3 separate regions of the Homo sapiens genome follow, and regions 1 and 2 are each linked to region 3. Evidence: chromatin contacts called from ENCODE Hi-C or POLR2A ChIA-PET data. All regions are on one chromosome and are shown on one strand. Each heading gives the region's core, a stretch centred on a gene start or an enhancer-like site at or near the end of the contact. The rest is flanking DNA. Distances are from core to core; before and after follow the strand shown.

Evidence for each region. A loop is a pair of places that touch in the nucleus more often than their neighbours do. ChIA-PET counts read pairs that join two places held with the same protein, here RNA polymerase II (POLR2A). Pooled maps may share reads with other maps.
Region 1: a pooled map shows a loop between it and region 3 (3-fold over the local background). The contact joins two enhancer-like sites. A Hi-C loop is called at or near these places in 2 of 168 maps with a recorded cell type or tissue (PC-3 and posterior cingulate gyrus) and 6 of 50 pooled maps.
Region 2: a pooled map of gastrocnemius medialis shows a loop between it and region 3 (1.9-fold over the local background). The contact joins two enhancer-like sites. A Hi-C loop is called at or near these places in 1 of 168 maps with a recorded cell type or tissue (heart left ventricle) and 1 of 50 pooled maps. POLR2A ChIA-PET finds 5 or more read pairs at or near these places in 4 of 52 experiments (AG04450, MCF 10A, Panc1 and 1 more).

The regions. Positions count from the first base shown.
Region 1 is chr2:203,577,485-203,580,928 of GRCh38, reverse strand. No RefSeq gene overlaps it. Among named protein-coding and RNA genes, the nearest start is that of RAPH1, 44 kb to the right of the region's middle. Within about 2 kb of position 1,673, at least 12 of the 41 ENCODE cell types and tissues checked have a DNase peak (open chromatin) inside an H3K27ac peak, as active enhancers do.
Region 2 is chr2:203,672,012-203,676,053 of GRCh38, reverse strand. It overlaps the pseudogene LOC100287498. Among named protein-coding and RNA genes, the nearest start is that of CD28, 33 kb to the left of the region's middle. Within about 2 kb of position 1,958, at least 4 of the 41 ENCODE cell types and tissues checked have a DNase peak (open chromatin) inside an H3K27ac peak, as active enhancers do.
Region 3 is chr2:203,635,032-203,639,057 of GRCh38, reverse strand. It overlaps the pseudogene LOC729532. Among named protein-coding and RNA genes, the nearest start is that of CD28, 70 kb to the left of the region's middle. Within about 2 kb of position 2,042, at least 8 of the 41 ENCODE cell types and tissues checked have a DNase peak (open chromatin) inside an H3K27ac peak, as active enhancers do.

The DNA.
Region 1 (3,444 bases), core at 424-2,923, 58 kb after region 3:
GTCTAGGAAATAAACAGCACTAACTCCAGGCCACAGAGCTGTCAATCTGTTTATAATTCCAAAAAGCCCTAAAAATGCTAATATATACCTTTTTAGATGTCTTTTACATAAGGATTGGTTGAAATGTAAAAAATGTACTTTACTCAGATGTTGCTGCTCTATTCTTTTTAAAGTAAAGAAGATAAATTGTAAAGAGCCTTGGCTATTTTTTTTAAATAGAATTTTTAGTTTCTTTTTGTTGTTGTGTTTTTATTTGTTTGTTTGTTTGAGACAGAGTCTCACTCTTTTGCCCAGGCTGGAGTGAACTGGCACGATCTTGGCTCACTGCAACCTCCGCCCCAGGGGTTCAAGTGATTCTCCTGCCTGAGCCTCCCGAGTAGCCGAGATTATAGGCATCCACCACCATGCCTGGCTAATTTTTGTATTTTCAGTAGAGACAGGATTTCGCCATGTTGGCCAGGATGGTCTCAAACTCCTGACCTCAGGTGATCCACCTGCCTCAGCCTCCCAAAATGCTGGGATCACAGGCATGAGCCACCACACCCAGCCTGGGAATTTTTAGTTTCAAACAGAGGGGAAGCATTAAAAAAAAAAGTTTACATAAATGCTAGATTATTTACCATTACAAACAGAATTGCAGGCATATGCAATGAGTAGTTAATACTCTAATGTCTATTATTGGCATGCTTTTATTTTGTTTTGTTAAAACAGTCCATACTTGTCTCTATTCACTATTGAAGGAAATAAAAATATTTCACCCCAGAATATATTTATTTGACATACTTTGTGATGGCTCTTCAGAGGGCCTGCAAAGAGAAGTAGCCCTGGAAAGCTGTCTATTGTCAGGAAAATATGCATCTGGAAGCTATACATTGCTGCAGCCAGGCTTTCTCTGAGACTTTCCCTTGGCTGGATCTAGGAAAGATTAACTGGAAGTCTGACACCTTCAAAGGTCTGAAGGAATCATTTACCTTCTATTCTCTCTGAGGGCTGCTACCCGGCAGGCAAGACTACCTTTGCTAGCCAGGCCTCCTCTTCTCCCTCTCCCATAACCTGTTTTGTCACCATAAACTGTTTTGTCACAATCCAAGCCCCCCCCTTCTTTGTGTAAGCTCAAGATGGCTTATAAGCTTCTGAACCCCACTGAGGGATCAGGGTAATCACTCTGCGGTTCTTGTCTGTGTACACATTAATACATTTATATGCCTTTTCTCCAATTAATCTGCTTTTGTGAGTTGATTTTTCAGCCAACCTTCAGAGGGCAAAGGGGAAGCTTTCCCTTGGCCCCTACACTGCCACTTCATACCCTTATTTATAGAGCACTGTCATAATCATTCTATTAATCATATGATTAGTACAAGTCTTCGACACTGTACATGATATTTTTAGACAATGCTGAACAGTGATTGCAATCTTTTAGTAATTTCATAAATGTAGAGACCTCAGCTTTCTCTCTTGGGCTACATTAAATACATTCACCACATCAAACCAGAGCCACAAATTTCAGTTTGAGTCAGTTGTGTTTGTTTTCTGTTTATTTATAAACCCTGCCTCTTCCCAGAAAGGATTTGAGGCTGTTCTTACAGTTGGTTAGTCACACCAGTCCTTCTGAGACCAACTGTTGGTAGAAACCAGTATTTCTGGTTCCTTACTGCCTGTGGAACCTACGAGTGCTGATTCATAGCAATCAGGGACCTGTGCAGACTGGCTCAGATAACCACCAGTAGAACTGGCCATGCTGGCTTGCTTCATCAGCCAAGAGAAGTGCCAGCCAAGGTCCTGAACTCTACAAAGCCTATGTCTTTCTTATCAGTATAGAATAGGCAATCACTTCCAACTCTATCTCTTACTCTACTAGGAAAAAATATACCCAACTTAAGAAGAATTTCTCAAAGACATCATGTCCTGGGCTCTGACTGTCAAATGTCAACATCGTCAACATAATCACACTGCTGCCAACTCATGGGATACATATGTGTGTTCTGTCATCAGTGTACTTTCTTCTCATACAGACAGCTTTCCAAATCTAGCCTTCCTATTCACATATTTATACTGTTCATTAGGAGCCAGAGATTTTCAAGGGAATACCCTGCTAAATGGCTGGATGGGTGATCAATGTTTTGATAGCCCAGAGACACAATGTTCCTTCTGCGTTATGAACTTGTCACCCCTCATTTAACTCTGGACAGTTCTTATATAAGGGCTTTCAGAGGCAGGGAGAAAGATCTGATTCCACAGAAACTGGGGTTGATGATCCAAGTGGCAATTTTCTCCCTTGAGTAAGAATTAAATCAACACACTAGTTGAAACATGACCAGTCCTGGCAAATTTTGATTTTCTAAAAACACACCATTGCTTGAAACCAACACCAGAGTAGTTTCAAGGTTTTCAAGGAAAACTCTTCCCCTCAAAATGATATTATTTCTTTTCTTCCATCAGAAAGTCTTTCATGAAAGAAAGCAACTCCATGTTCCCAGATCTAGTACAATATCTAGTACATAACTCATAGTGGTATCAATAAATGTTAAAGGAATGGATGAATGAAAGAATTCATGAATAAATGAGTCTCCTCCTCTTTAACTCCCCCCGCCCCTGCTTTTATCTCCAATCTCTTGAACAACGCTTCTTTAACTCTAAATACCTCAAACTGTTAATCCACCAGGTAAAGGCTTTTATAGAAGAGTTGTCAAATTGAAAGAGTGAAAACATCTTCAGGAATAAGATAAAGTCAAACTGTCTCACTGTAATCCCTAACAGTGTTGGAACATTCCACTTTCAGTGTTAATTTCAATAAATAAAAATAATTATCTAATTTTATCTCAATGATGTTTCCATTGTTTATTTTTTTACATATAGTATCCATGTGGAGTGTTTACTCTTACATATATCAGGGATTGTTTATCTAATTATCTGATCTCTATCAGCACTTAAGGTTGTAAAAAAAAAATAGTGTAGCAATATTGTCTATCTACATGTCTTCAATCCAAAGAAGAAAAATAGTCTTAAAATAGAAGACAGTATTTACAATGGTGGTGAACTTCAATAAACAGATTATATATTCTCTCTGTGTATTTATTCCTACCCAAAAGATCTCTCTCTATCCCCACAGGACTGATTTGAGGTCAAAAGGGGGCATGCATGCAAATGGCTTTGAGAGGTACAAAGCAATACAGAAATAAAATATATCGTGGGCATGTCGCTAGTTCCAACTACTAGCAGGCTGAGACAGGAGGACTGCTTGAGTCCAAGAGTTGGAGGCTAGCCTGGGAAACATAGCAAAATCCTGTCACTAAAAAATAATAACTTTTAAAAAAAGAAATAAAATATATTATTGTTGCAATCTTCTTTTGTTTCCATAATCATCAGCTAGTTAATTCTACTGAAGAAGGCAAGAGGAAGGTTTGTCATACAATTTTGTAGCGATAGTCCCATTGTTTCATCTGT
Region 2 (4,042 bases), core at 709-3,208, 37 kb before region 3:
AACACCCCTGATTATAGACGATGGTAATTAGAGCTCTAAAACTTCCGTGCAAAATTGGATTCTGACTTGCGTGATAGTTATCAGGATGACGAGAAAACAACTTTGGGGAAAATCAAAGTACCACTAATGATTAGCTGGTGTTTGCCCAAAAAATGGGTTTTGCTATTAACAGTTGGGCCAACCTAGGCAGCTAAAATACCTAGAATGAATGCAATTTATTTGCTTTTCCCTGTAGAAATTATGCATCTTGATTTTACAAACTCAATTACTGCAAGAAGCTAGAAGGGAAAAGAGGAAGCAAGCATAAGACACATTTCTTATAGGCATCCAAAAACTTGGCAAAACTTTAAATTTTCCTGCCATTTTCAACTCAAATCTTTTATTTCAGTATTTTTACCTACATTGTTTCTTTTGATAGAATTAGGAATCAAGTATTTGAGTGATTATTTATATAAAGTTTGTCTTCCTCCATCAGACTGTACACTCCACAAGAGCCAATGCCTTGTCTATTGTGCTCACCATTACATCCCCATGACAAACATGTGGCCTGTACATGGTAGACGCTCAATGCATTAGTGTTATTGAATAGACTGGATGGGAGATTCGGTTAGTTGTGCAATTAAAGAGATTGGATGGGAAGAATAGTTTGATATGACACTTTTCTCGATGCAAAATGATGCTGTGAAAACAACTGTTATTTTTATTCATTCATCTTGATTCCTTTATTTATTCATCCTAGAGCTATGTGGTGCCTGAACAAAGACTATTAAGACAGTCCCTGGCTTTTAGTGACTCATAGTCTACAGAGAGAGACAGACATAAACCAATAAGTCATAACACAGTGAGAGATGAGAAATAATAAATATCAAGTCAAAGGAGAGAGAAAAATAGCAATCCAATTGTCTCTTGTTGAAATCAGAGTTGTATCTCAGGCAGGCAACCGTCTAAAGTAGAAAAAAATAAAGGACTTAGAACTGAATTTTTGTTTGGTTTTGCTTTGTAATGGGATCATTGAAAATGAAGCCAAACTAAACTGGGGGCTTTGTCCATCTAACTCTATTCAGGTCTTTGTTTAAATATAACTCCTTCAGAGAAATCTCCTCTGATCCCTTGCTGCACACACCCGCTGGGTTAGGTCCCCTCCATGCCCTTTCACTTGACTGAGAAGTCCATAAGGCCAAAGAACATGTTTGTCTAGTCCGCTAACTATTGTATCTCCAGAGACTAGAACTGTCTCTGGCACTTAGTAGGTGCTCAATAAATGTTTAATGAATAAAGTTTCCCTTGCAATGTATTTACTTTTCTTTTTTCAAACCAATTTATCTCACTTTTCCACTCTACAAACAGAAAAAAAACTTCTCCTCTCCAAATAATCTTCTTTGCCTTTTCCTTCAAGATGACTATTTTTCTAATGTTTCAAGACATTATCATTCAATAACTGGAAGTAAATTACATTTTGTATATCTACATCCAGTAGGGAATTGGACCTGAAGAGATACCTGAGGCGTCTTCCTCCACCCCTGCCGAGCATCCTCAAAGACTAGGCCTGTTTGTAGACTCCCAGTTTTCCCATGGGGTTTCTCCACACCTCATATGCACAGTTTCCACAAGATTTGGGCTGAAGAAGGGAGACTTTCTCTTGGAGAGTGAAGTGTTCTCAAGGGAACAATGAAAAGTCAGCATTTACTATCTGTGCCCGAAATTAATTCTTACCCTTTGCTTTCAGGAAAGCGAGGAGGAGCAGCACAAAACCCCAGTTTAAGGCTTGATGTGCTTCAGATATTTAGAAACAGAAATTTAAGAAAGACCCTGAAAGAGCTTCCAGTCCTAAAGCAACAAGTTCTGAGGTCAATGGAGCCTGTGTCTGGTGCTTCCCCAGGCCATCTGGCAGCCAGAGAGAGATATTTTAAGTCATGGCAAGGCATGTGGCAACCTCAAAAACCACACCCTTTGAATGTCAGCCTCCTCCACCAACATGGGTTAAGTCTGACATGAGGCAAGAAATAAAGGCCAGGCCATGAGGACATCAGCCCCACTGAAATGCTGTTGACTTTCAAAAAAATATATGATTAGTACAAGTTTCTTATTCTTTTATTTACTAAATGTTCTGCTGAAAACTGGAAAAGTCAGTCAAATTTGGATGTTTCCAGATGTCCAGATGTGTCCTAGATACAGCCTAGATGTCAAGAAGAAACTTGAATTGATTTAAATATGGGGTATTTTTTTTCACTGTAGAAATATCTCTTCTGAATTATACACAGTCTTTCACATGACCTGGGAGGAAAAAATAAAATATAATTACTGAGGAGGGATATGGTTGATGCTCACAAATATTGGCTAAAAGTAGACATAGGACTAGAAAAGAAAAGTTTAAAAGTTTCTTTTAATAGTGTCCTTTTCTCACACACACACATTAAAATGATTACTAAAAGAAAATATGGGGACTTTTCAGCTGGGATGTCTTGTTTAGAGCGGGGATTGAGAGGTGAAGCCAGCAGGACTTCCTTGGTCGAGTGGGGACTTGGAGAACTTTCCTGTCTTACAAGAGGATTGTAAAACGCACCAATCAGCACTCTGTAGCTAGCAAGAGGATTGTAAAATGCACCAATCAGCACTCTGTACAACGCACCAGTCAGCGGTCTGTAAAATGCACCAATCAGCAGGATCCTAAAAGTAGCCAATCGCAGGGAGGATTGAAAAAAGGGCATTCTGATAGGATGAAAACAGAACATGGGAGGGGCCAATAAGGGAATGAAAGCTGGCAACCCCAGCCAGCAGCTGTAACCCACTCGGGTCCCATTCCACGCTGTGGAAGCTTTGTTCTTTCACTCTTCACAATAAACCTTGCAACCCTCAAAAAAAAAAAAAAAAAAAAAAAGGAAAGAAAAGAAAAAAGAAAAGAAAAGAAAACATGGGGACTTCGTAAAAGTGTATTAAATACATACTTGCTGTTTTCTTTGGAACAGATGTTACATCATTATGTACCAACTGTAACAACTGATGTAACTGAAATCTCCTGGAATTTCCTGTTGATTCTTATTTCATCTAGAAATAAGGATTTCTCTTTGTTTTTTTTTAGCTAAAATAATTCACCTTTAGGGGAGGAGTACCACCTTCTGAGGTCCCGAGTTGATGGCAGCAGACAGAACATCTCTGGATGACCTGGTTCTGGTACCAGTCCTGCTACATATTATTCACCAGAAAAATAGACCAAAGTTCTCACCATAAAAAAAAGAAAAAAGAAAAAAAGATAAGTATGTGAGGGAATTTATATGTCAATTATCCTGCTTTTGCCATTCCACAATGTATACATATATCAAAACATCATGTTGTACACCATCAATGTATACAATTTTTGTCAATTAATTAATTAATTGAACTAGATCAAAGAATTGCTCTAAGATTCTTCTTCTTGCCAGTGTCCCACAATTCTTCAGTGCCCCCACAATTATTTTGAAGACAAATCAGGGAAGGACTGGGTCAAGGGTCTGCCTAAATACACCGTGCAGCTAACTGTTCACTGGAGTTTTAGAGCTTGCTCTCAAAACTTATGAGCCAGATACTACTTAGCCCAGGGCCTGGTGGCTAGGCTGGTTCTCTCATTTCTAATCGAGGGCCTCTGTTGCAAACATGCTCTGCTAGATCCTCAGTTATACCAAGAAGCAGCCAAGCTTGATGCCCCTCTTTGTATTTATTGGAGCTGGAGGTCCTGGAGCAGCAGTGTATCTCTTGTGTCTGGCATTGTTCAATCCAGATGTTAGTTGGGACAGAAAGAATAACCCAGGGCCCTGGAACAAACTGAGTCCCAAGGATCAATACAAGTTCTACTCAGTGCATATGGATTACAGCAAACTGAAGAAAGAAGGTCCAGATTTCTAAGTGAAATGTGTCACTGTAAAGCTGCTTTAGAATGAAGGTTTTCCAGAAGCCGTCCACACAGTTTTCCACTTAACCAGGAAGTATTTCTCCTCTAAATGCATGAAATCATGTTGATATAATGTGTTGAAGATTATACTGATTAATAAATAACTGAAACTTGAAA
Region 3 (4,026 bases), core at 793-3,292:
AAAATTAGCTGGGTGTGGTGGTGCATGCCTGTAGTCCCACCTACTTGGGAGGCTGGGGCGGGAGAATTGCTTGAACCCAGGAGGCAGAGGTTGAGTGAGCCAACATCACACCACTGCACTCCAGCCTGGGGGACAGAGTAAGACTCTGTCTTGGCCAGGCAGGGTGGCTCATGCCTGTAATCCCAGCACTTTGTAAGGCTGAGGCAGATCACAAGGTCAGGAGTTCGAGACCAGCCTGACCAACATAGTGAAACCCCATCTCTACTAAAAATACAAAAATTAGCCAGGTGTGGTGGCACGTGCCTGTAGTCCCAGCTACTTGGAAGGCTGAGGCAGGAGAATCGCTTGAACCTGGGAGACAGAGGTTGCAGTGAGCCAAGACCACGCCACTGCACTCCAGCCTGGGTGACAGAGTAAGACTTCGTCTCAAAAAAAAAAAAAAAAAAAAAAAAATCCTTACTAAGCATGCCTTCACTTTGTGGCAGAAGTATCCAAACTGAATTCAGTCACCTAAATTGGAAGCATAGCAGGAATCATTGAGAGACCACATATTTGCAGAAACAAATGTACACCTCTCCCTCTAACTTGGACACCACCACATCCTGAGCTGAAACTCTTCATAATCCTTGCAGGGCCACACCTTTTCTATCGCCAGCCAAAGGGCCAAAATGAAAGACAGAGAGGCCTGCGGGTTCAGATCACTGCAGCCTTGCTGTGCAATAATATAGATGCCAGCACTGGGGTTTATCCGACTCTTCCCAAAAGTCACAACCAAATATAGTTTCTCCTGAGATGTAGTGAATAAGCCTGGCCTAAAAGATTGTGGTGGTCAAAATCAACCTAATAGGGCAAGGCCTTACCTAGAAAGTTCTGAACCGATCTAATTTGCATCTAAACCTTCAAACTAACTTTTTGTTAATATCTGGATTTAAATAGTAAACAACTAAATGAGTTCAAATGAAGAGGAAACAACAGGTTTATTTTTCAAACTTATGCAAACGGTTTCTGAAACCACCTTCACACTCCCTTTGCAAGTCAGTGTGAATGAATGGGTGGGCACACAGTAGTTGCACTTTAATCCATTTTCTTTTTCAATTGCCAGCACGAGGCTTGAGAGCTTCCTTGTTAACAATTCTCACAGGCCAAACCCTTCTCCAGTGCAATGTAAGCTTCTTTCCTCTTGTCCTGTTGTTTGTGGAGATGAGAAACAACCAATGTTTTTCTGTTAATGACCCTTCAAATCAGTTGGACCTTTCTTCTCTAAGTTAACTAACCCTACAGCTTTCTGGCCTTTCCTCATAGCCTTTATTTTCCAAGCCTTAATTACATTTTTGCTCTTCTCTGGAGCTCTGCCAGTTCCCCACAACCTCCTTAAAGGGGAGACACAAAGTAGCCACAGTTGAGGTCAGACCAGTGCTGGGAAAAGCTGAGAAGCCACTTCCTGCCCTTTGACTTTTATGCATCCCACTATCTTACTGACTTTATAAATAAACAGCACTCATTGAACTAATTCTAGCAGGGCTGTCATTCAAGCTGAAGCCCACCTTTCCCATCTTGCATCTCAGCATTTTGATTTCGTCCCGTAAACTTTTTGTGCTTACCCCTTTTGAGCTTTTCTAATTCAAAATGTCTCACCCAATGAATTGTCTGAGCCACTTTACATGCGATCCCTCCTTTCTCTACTTCCTCACAAAAACTTTTGTAAATTCAGGAAGTGCCTTTCCAGAAGCCAAGCCAGTGATCAAAATCTACTAAGGTTTCCTCTCTCCCCGACACCATCCCCAAGGCAAGTACTGCTGACACTGTGGTAATAAAAACTACCGTTTATTATGCCAGGAAGTGTGGCATACATTATTTCATTCATTCCTCACAACAACCAACCTTATTACTCCTATTTTATTGAACAATTTGAGGTTAGCTAGATTAGGTAATTTGCTGTAGCCACAGAGCAAGCAAGTGCTGGATTCAAATATGAGCCTCTCTGCCCCTGAACTCACTGTGCCACAATGTTGCAAAATCAGTGCTCACTGGCATTTGGATGTCATCCACCAGGCAAATGTGACTCCACTTGTAAAGTCTATGCTCTCTCTTTTGGAGCTGGGACATCTTTCTCCTGCCCTTGAGTGTCAAAACTCCAGGTTCTCTGGGCTTTTGGACTCTAGGACTTGCACCAGCCACCTCCTAGGCACTTGGGCCTTCAACCTCAGACTGAGTTATATATAATCCAAGGCCTTCAGACTTGGATTAAGTCATGCTATTGGCTTCCCTGGTTCTCCAGCTTGCAAATGGTCTATCATTGGACTTGTAATGGAGCCAAGTTCCCCTAATAAATCCCTTATCCTATCTCTCTCTTTCTCTTTCTCTTTCTCTCTGTCTATATATATACAAATTATATATACTATATAACTGATTATATATAATATCTAAAAATCATATATATTATAATATTTTATAGAAATTATATTTTAATATATAATTATATAATTTTTATATTTATATATAATCAGTTATGTATAAAATATATAATATATAAATATAGGCCAGACGCGGTGGCTCACAACTGTAATCCCAGAACTTTAAGAGGCCGAGGCGGGTGGATCACGAGGTCAGGAGTTTGAGACCAGCCTGGCCGACATGGTGAAACCCTGTCTCTACTAAAAATACAAAAATTAGCCAAGCGTGGTGGCATGCGTCTGTGGTCCCAGCTACTCGGAAGGCTGAGGCAGGAGAAGTGCTGAACCTAGGAGACGGAGGTTGCAGTGAGCTGAGATCAGGCCACTGCACTCCAGCCTGTGCAACAGAGCAAGACTCCATCTCAAATAAATAAATAAATAAATAAAATATATTTATAATATACTTATAATACTTATAAACACTCATAAATATACTTATAAGTATATATTTATAATATAATATAGCATTTTATGTCTGCTTCCTGTGGGACGCAGTGGTAACCATTTGGTTGGGAACGTGAGTGATTTTTTGCCTTGTTTCTCTTGCTTCTTTTCTCCTCCCTTTTATTTTGTTGGTAGAGCGCAGTTATGGGGCAAGAAGAAGAAGCAGCGGAAGCCGTGGTGCTGGTATTGTAATAGAGATTTTGGTGATGAGAAGATCCTTATACAGCACCAAAAAGCAAAGCATTTTAAATGTCATATATGTCACAAGAAATTGTATCCAGGACCTGGCTTAGCCATTCATTGCATGCAGGTGCATAAAGAAATAATAGATGCTGTACCAAATGCAATACCTGGGATAACAGACATAGAATTGGAAATATATGGTATGGAAGGTATTCCAGAAAAAGACATGGATGAAGGACGACAAGTTCTTGAACAGAAAACACAAGAAAGTCAAAAAAAGAAGGAACAAGATGATTCTGATGAATACGATGACGACGACTCTGCAGGCTCAACTTCATTTCACCCACAACCTGTTCAACTTCAACAAGGTTATATTCCTCCAGTGGCACAGCCAGGACTGCCGCCAGTACCAGGAGCACCAGGAATGCCTCTAGGCATAGCTCCATTAATGCCAGGTGTTCCTCCTCTGATGCCAGGAATGCCACCAGTTATGCCAGCCATGCCACCTGGATTGCATCATCAAAGAAAATGCACCCAGTCATTTTTCGGTGAAAACATAATGATGCCAATGGGTGGAATATACCACCTGGACCAGGAATACACCACCTGGACCAGGAATACACCACCTGGACCAGGAATACCACCTCTGATGCCTGGAATGTCACCAGGTATCCCCTCCACTCCCCGACCCCCATTCCACATCCTAGAATCCTCCAGTGACCCAAACACAGGCTGTTTCAGCACCAGGTATTCTTAACAGACCACCTGCACCAACAGCAACTGTACCTGCTCCACAGCCTCCAGTTACGAAGCCTCTTTTCTCCAGTGCTGGACAGGCTCAGGCAGCTGTCCAAGGACCTGTTGGTACAGATTTCAAACCCTTAAATAGTACCCCTGAAGCAACTACAGCATCCCCAAAGCCTATGTTCTCTGCTTATACACAGTC